Regions from separate parts of the Homo sapiens genome. Here region 2 is linked to region 1. A link is a contact called in ENCODE Hi-C or POLR2A ChIA-PET data. All regions are on one chromosome and are shown on one strand. Each heading gives the region's core, a stretch centred on a gene start or an enhancer-like site at or near the end of the contact. The rest is flanking DNA. Distances are from core to core; before and after follow the strand shown.

Region 1 (3,636 bases), core at 7-2,506:
ATGTTACCTTTGAACTCCTACCATGAAATGCAGTGAGCACCATAAGATAGACTGAGAAATAAAGTATGGAAATTGTTGCCTTGATTCCTTTTTTTATTTTGTAAATCACATCAATCAGAGGAGCACATTGGTTTTACCCCTATAGTATATACTAAATCTGACCACCATTTTTGCTACTCATCTGCCTGCAATGGTAATCTAAGTCATCAGCTGTTTTTGCCTATACTACTGAATATTTCAAATACCTAAATGATTTGCCTTCTTTCATTCCTATTTCCACCCCCATCTAACCAGAGTAAGCTTTTAAAATATAAATTAAATCATATCACTTCTTTGCTTAAAACTCCCCAATTGCTTCTCTTTGAACTTGGGTTAAATCCATTCACTTCCACAATTATTCTTGAGGGATCTGTCTCTTGCCTACCACAGACCATATTTCTTGTATTCTTGAGGGACCTGTCTCTTGCCTACCACACTGGCCATATTTCCAACCACACTCTGACTTCTGTGCTTCAGCCACACTGGTCTCTTTTCTCTAAACGTGACATGCTTACCATTGTGGTTCCCTGTTCTATAATTGTTCTTCCTGCCAGGGTTCGATTGGCAGGCTTCCTCTCATTCAGTTCTTCACTTCTTAGAGAGCTTGTCTTAGTTACCTAATCTAAATAAGCTCTTCCTTGTCCCCATTTTCCTTATTCAGTTATCATTAATTTTCTTTACAACTCTCATCTCCATCTGAAATTATGTATTAATTTATGTCCTTGTTTACTGTTTGCCATCTTAAAACAGAATTGTAGGTTTATTCAAGCATTGTACTCATTTATCTTGTTGACTGCAGTATCCTGTGTCCTGAAAACAGTGCCTGGTACTTTGTGGATACACAATAAATATTTGTTGAATGAATGAATATCCAAAGAGAGTCATGCATTGAGAAAAAAAAGAAGATATGTGGCATCTCCTACTTAGATCATGAGATCTTTATGAGTTAGCCACAGCAGGAAGATTTGTTTCAACCCAGTCTATGTTATGAACATAAAGATATTTAAATAACTCATCCTCATGTCATTTCAGTAACCAAGAATTTACTGCAGCTTTTCAGCTGCTCAGTGAAATGATTCCCAGAGGCTAAATGTGTAACACATTAAAATAAACATTTTTTTAAAACACCTTGGATGTGTGTATGACAAAAACCACACAGGGCATCTATTTTTAGAGTAATATGTCACGTGATGCTTAATTATTATCTCTGCTTATGCCAGAGAACAAGAAGTGTGTCATGACAGTCTCCTGGGTGTTTCCCCTAGGATTTCTTGTCTAAGCTGTAACTCAATTTGGCTTGCACCGCTTAATATGAAATATAAAATAATTGGTGGTTCTATACTTATGAGTCATTCAGGAAAATCAAATGGTAGAAAAAGTTGGGGAGAGAAAGAGGAGAACTGAGGAAGAAGAGCTAAATGGTAATAAGTCAGTCACCTAGGGGGATGCTGAAATTTTTTTGCCTACTTGAAAATTTTTAATGTTTCATTTTCTTCTGTGCACCAAACAGGTACTCTATAGTTGTTTGAAAAAGTCTATTTTGCTAACTGAGGAAGACAAAATCAATGATTTAAACTGCTTCTGGATTATTGGTTAAGAGTATTATAAAGATTTTTCAAGTTAAAAAGAATTAGCATACTGGTAAAATTTAATTTCCACACCTTGAAAGTCAAGTGATAATTTCTCAGTTTTTCAAATGGGGAAACCGAGTCTCAGACAAAGAGATTTGCTTAAATTCAGCATGTAAGAGCTACGGTGGAATATGTAAAACACTTAGTTATGTCTGTATATGTTTATATCTTATTGTCATTTCTCTTTGATCTCACTTATTAATAAAGGGTCTGGATTAGGGGTGTCTGTTGGAAGAAGTAATAGTATTTCAATTAGGCTGTATTAGTTTGTTCTCACAATGCTATAAAGAACTGCCCAAAACTAGGTAATTTATAGAGGAAAGAAGTTTAATTGACTCACAGTTCTGCATGACTGAGAGTGGGGGGTTCAGGAAACTTACAATCATGGTAGAAGGGGAAGCAAATATGTCCTTCTTCACATGATGGTTGGAAGGAGAAGAATGAGAACCAAGCGAAGGGGGAAGCCCCCTTATAAAAACATCAGATATCATGAGAACTTGCTCACTATTATGAGAATAGCATAGAGGAACCGCCCCCATGATTCAATTACTTCCCCCTGGGCCCCTCCCATAACACATGGGGATTATGGGAACTACAATTCAAGATAAGATTTGGGTGGGGGTGCAGCCAAACCATATCATTCTACCATTGGCCCCTCCCAAATCTCATGTCCTCACATTTCAAAGCACAATCATGCCCTTCTAAATGTGCCCCAAAGTCTTAGTTCATTCCAGTATTAACCCAAAAGTCCATGTTCAAAGTCTCATCTGAGACAAGGCAAGTCCCTTTTGCCTATGAGCCTGTAAAATCAAAATCAAGTTAGTTACTTCCAAGACACAATGGGGGTACAGGCATTGGGTAAATGTTTCCATTCCAAATGGGAGAAATTAGCCAAAACAAAGGGGTTACAGGTTCCATGCAAGTTCAAAATCCAATAAGGCAGTCATTAAATCTTAAACTTCCACAATGATCTCTTTTGACTCCATGTCTTTGACTCCAGGTCATGCTGATGCAAGAAGTGGACTCCCATGACCTTGGGCAGCTCCACCCCTGTGGCTTTGCAGGGTACAGCCCCCTCCTGGCTGCTTTCATGGGTGGCGTTGAGAGTCTGTGGCTTTTCCAGGCACAGAGGGCAAGCTGTTGGTGGATCTACCATTCTAATGTCTGGAGGATGGTGGTCTTCTTCTAACAGCTCTACCAGGCAGTGACCAAGTGGGGACTCTGTGTGTGGTGGTGTCCAATCCCACATTTCCCTTCTGCACTGCCCTAGAAGAGGTTTTCCATGAGGGCTCTGCCCCTGCAGCAGACTTCTGTCTGGACATCCAGACATTTCCATACATCCTCTGAAATCTAGGTGGAGGTTCCCAAACCTCAATTCTTGACTTCTGTTCATGCACAGGCTCAACACCAGGTGGAAGCTGCCAGGGCTTGGGGCTTGAACCTTCCAAAGCCACAGCCTGATCTATACCTTTGCCCCTTTTACCCACAGCTGGGGTGGCTGGGATGCAGGGCACCAAGTCCTGAGACTGCACTAAGCAGCAAGGCCCTGGGCCTGGCCCAGGAATCCATTTTTTCCTCCTAGGCCTCTGGGCCTGTAATGGGATGGGCTGCTATGAAGGTCTCTGATATGCCCTGGAGACTTTTTCCCCATTGTCTTGCTGATTAACATTCAGCTCCTTCTCTATCACATCACCAGGCTGCACACTTTCCAAACTTTTACACTCTGTCACCTCTTGAATGCTTTGCTGCTTAGAAATTTCTTCTGCCAGATACCCTAAATTATCTCTCTCAAATTCAAAGTTCCCCAGATCTCCAGGGCAGGGGGAATATGCCACCAGTCTCTTTGCATAGCAAGAGTTACCTTTATTCCAGTTCCCAACAAGTTCCTCATCTCCATCTGAGGTTACCTCAGCCTGGACTTCATTGTTCATATCACTATCAGCATTTTGGTCAAAGCCATTTAACA
Region 2 (3,868 bases), core at 417-2,916, 38 kb after region 1:
GAAGACTGTTATGAAGAGTAAGTGTATTACTATTTATGAGTCAATTAGGACAGTAGCTTGCACATAATAAGTGTGATATGAGCGTTTGTTAAAACAGTTAAACAATCAAACAAACATAGAATTAGAGTGCTGACTAGAGAACAGCTGGTGATGACGCGGGAGGGAGATCTAGGATCTATTAGAGATGTCTTCCAAGGACAAGGGAGAGGGGATTATACAAGAGTGAGGTGTTGTCCCTGATATAGACCTGAATGGGCTCAGCCCTAGACACACTTTTAAAGGTGATATGCTTACTACAACTCTTCAACACCTATTCTTCTTCTCTTTAAAAATGATCTGAAATTTATTCTCTTGGGGATAAAATTTATTGTATATATTATATATATAATATAATTCTTGTTATGTATGTGTATATATATAATTATTTGTGTATATATGTGTATATATATAATTATTTTTATTGCGTGCTACTATTCCAAGCCAGATGCTAAGTGCTGGGGACACATGTAAGCAAGTTAAACTGGCCCCTCGCCAGATGAAACTTAGTTTGCAGTTGGTGAAACAGACATTACAGAGATAATTGTGCAGTTGCTTATTTAGTTACAACCATGAAGAATACTCTGAAGGGCAAAGACAATGTGTAACAGAGTCCTGTCCTAATCCTGGCGGTTAGAGATAGTGTAGTTAAGGAGATGATATTTAAGCTTAAAAACAGAACTTAGGGAAGCTGGTCAGCCCAGGGCTTGGGCTTGAGGAAGAGAAGGGCATTTCACATAGAAGGAGCTGTGTGGGCAAAGGCTCTGGAACCATTTTGTACTATGAGAAATCCAAAAAAGAAAAAGATTTAAAAAGGAAGGGGTGGTCAGTAGCAGTCATTTAACATAATCACCTGTTTCTCCCAAGGGCAGATTGCATTGGTCCTCTACATTTTACCAGCATTGTGTAATATCAGTATGGAATAGAAAGGATTGTAATTCTGATTGGGGGAGGAGAAACCTTCATGGCGATAATTTTATTAGGGTTTTAAAGGATCGGCTGGGCTTCAGCAGACATAAACTAGAGGATAAGAAGCTATAGACTAAGTAAATTACTCTGAAATTATAAAACTTTTGGTATTAGCAAGTTGGTAGAATTTGTTTATTTCATAGGTCCCTTCTCCAGCCTGCTGGAAGCACACCATCAAATCTGCAGCCAGAACCATTTACAGTAAAGTTGTCCTGTTTATAGGTTTTTTCCATAAGCTGTTTTATTTTTTAATAAATAAGAAACAATGCCATTGTCCTTTACAAAATAGCTGAGGTTTTACTTGAACAAAATCTGTTTGGAAATGTTAAGCTGGTTACACAGAACTAATATGCCTCAAGGTGGTCATTCTCTCTGGATTAAAGCTGTGGGACAATTGTGGCTCCTGTTACAGGGAAAATTACAATGGGCCATTATGAAAAGGGACAAAAATCTCTGTTCCCAGAGGGGGACTGACAAGCTGAAAGTCCCTCTCTACATGCCAACACAAAAGCCTGATTGCTTCAGATTGTTTGTTTATGTAAATCAAAAGGATGCCTTTAACTCTGCCAGGGAACTGGCAAGCAACAAAGAAGGTGGTGATTGGCTGGATTCTTGCTCATGGCTCCTGGCAGATCTGACAAATCCTCTTGCTTTTGCTCTAATCTCTGTCTGGATACTTTTAGGAAAAGAACCTTGTTATTATGTACTAAAGTGAATAATTTGTGCTCTTAGAGTAGGAGTTGGAACTATAGGACTTGAAGGCAAGAGCAGGTATCTTATCAAGGATCTACTCACTCAGTTTCCCTAAAGCTCTCTCTCCAGATCGGATTCAACCGCACATCATGACAGATGTTCCGGCTACATTTACCCAGGCTGAGTGTAATGGGGATAAACCACCTGAAAACGGTCAACAAACAATCACTAAAATCAGTGAGGAATTGACTGATGTGGACAGCCCCCTGCCACACTACAGGGTAGAACCCAGTCTGGAAGGTGCACTCACCAAAGGAAGTCAGGAGGAAAGAAGAAAATTACAAGGGAACATGCTGCTCAACTCATCCATGGAGGACAAAATGCTAAAAGGTAAAGTGTTTCCCTTCTCCTTAATTTTCTTGTTTTGACTTATAAATTTACCCTGGATTTTTTTGATAAACTATTATCGAAATGAGCTGGACACCCCAAAAATGTAGCCCTTTATTCTACTACGCATAGTATAAGGACTAAACCTCTGCCTCTGGTGAAATCCAGGCTGGTCTATTTGACAGCTGTGACCCCAGACAACTTTCTGTCTCCCGAAGCCTGAGTTTTTTTCACTAGAAGAAGGCGGAATAATAATAATAACTACAAGTCTAGGGTAAGTATTGGCTAAATGTTAACTACTGTATTTATTATGATTATGGACAGCCCCATATTATTTGAACAAAGAGAATTCAAAATGTTAAAATTTCCTTCTAAATATAACTGAAGTTCTCTGAATTTATGGTTCTATATCTTATATATATATCTTATATAAATATTAAAGGAGAGATTACAATCAATAAAGTGATCATTAAGTAAATAAATTGAATTGATAAAGAATGAATCCAAAGAGTGAAATAGTAAATTTTAATGATCAGATTTAAAATTAAAGACTTCTACCTAGAGTTTAAATTGATAACTTATTAACTGTTGAACAATAAATATTTTAAATGTTAAAATACTGATTTTATATTTTTTTCCTAGAAAACCCAGAAGAGAAACTCTTTATTGTTCATAAGGCTATCACAGATCTTTCTCTCCAAGAAACTAGTGCTGATGAAATGACATTCAGAGAAGGTAACAAGAACTACAGTTTTGTACACAGAAATTGTTTGACTGAGTATGGATGACAGTCTTTCCATGAAATGTTGCATGAGCGTGGGGTTGACAAAGCAATCCAGGCAATGACTTCAAATTTTCAAAGCTGCTGTAGGCAGATAAGAGAGTCTTAACTTATCTGTGGGTTCCACCTTATAAAGCATTCCAGACTGTTCAAGGCTGAGGCTGCATGGAATGGCATAGCTGATTGGCATACCAACGTGATGTCTATCTCTTAAGTTAGTCCACTGAGTCAACCCTACTTTTTGATTTGGTGTGTCCAAATCTGTGTGTGCACCTTGTGAAAGGTAAATGTTTCAAAAACGGGTCTTTCCTAAAAGTCTACAATTAACATACAGCTTTTTTTTTTTTTTTTGAGACGGAGTGTCACTCTTGTTGCCCAGGCTGGAGTGCAATGGTGCAATCTCGGCAGACTGCAACCTCTGTCTCCAGGGTTCAAGCGATTCTCCTGCCTCAGCTTCCTGAGTAACTGGGATTACAGGCACCTGACACCACGCCCAGCTATTTTGTGTGTGTGTGTGTGTGTGTGTGTGTATTTTTAGTAGAGACGGAGTTTCACCATGTTGGCCAGGCTGGTCTTGAACTCCTGACCTCAGTTGATCCACCTGCCTTGGCCTCCCAAAGTGCTGGGGTTACAGGCGTGAGCCACTGTGCCCGGCCAACATACAGTTTAAAGTAATCTCACGAAATGATTTACTTTATAGGCCTCTAATGTAAATACAAAATTGTTAACTATTTCATGTCAAAGAAAGACAGGGTGATAAAGTTAATTTTAATTGTGTTCTTTAAGAAAATGGAAGAATAAAAAGAACATTGAAGTGATTATGTTAAATTTTAAATAAACTTAATAGACTAAGAGACACAAAATCCTTTAGATTTTTCTAAGACACCTACATTTAAACAGTTCCCAAATAAAGTGTAGGATAAAATCTATTAATTAATCATTTCTTTCCTCTCTTGCAGCCATACACATCTTATGTCAAATTGAAGTCAGCTTGCTAAACCT

The links. A loop is a pair of places that touch in the nucleus more often than their neighbours do. ChIA-PET counts read pairs that join two places held with the same protein, here RNA polymerase II (POLR2A). Pooled maps may share reads with other maps.
Region 2: a map with no recorded cell type shows a loop between it and region 1 (6-fold over the local background). The contact joins the promoter of ERMN here to the enhancer-like site in region 1. A Hi-C loop is called at or near these places in 3 of 168 maps with a recorded cell type or tissue (CD4-positive, alpha-beta T cell, CD8-positive, alpha-beta T cell and HepG2), 5 of 37 single-sample maps with no recorded cell type and 6 of 50 pooled maps. POLR2A ChIA-PET finds 5 or more read pairs at or near these places in 3 of 52 experiments (activated naive CD4-positive, alpha-beta T cell, naive thymus-derived CD4-positive, alpha-beta T cell and naive thymus-derived CD8-positive, alpha-beta T cell).

What each region holds. Positions count from the first base shown.
Region 1 is chr2:157,361,336-157,364,971 of GRCh38, reverse strand. No RefSeq gene overlaps it. Among named protein-coding and RNA genes, the nearest start is that of ERMN, 37 kb to the right of the region's middle. Within about 2 kb of position 1,256, at least 2 of the 41 ENCODE cell types and tissues checked have a DNase peak (open chromatin) inside an H3K27ac peak, as active enhancers do.
Region 2 is chr2:157,323,622-157,327,489 of GRCh38, reverse strand. It overlaps ERMN (ermin), which reads left to right and starts at 1,666. Exons shown (of 3, transcript NM_020711.3): 1 at 1,666-2,088; 2 at 2,728-2,820. The coding sequence starts at 1,848. RefSeq lists an enhancer at 1,233-1,782.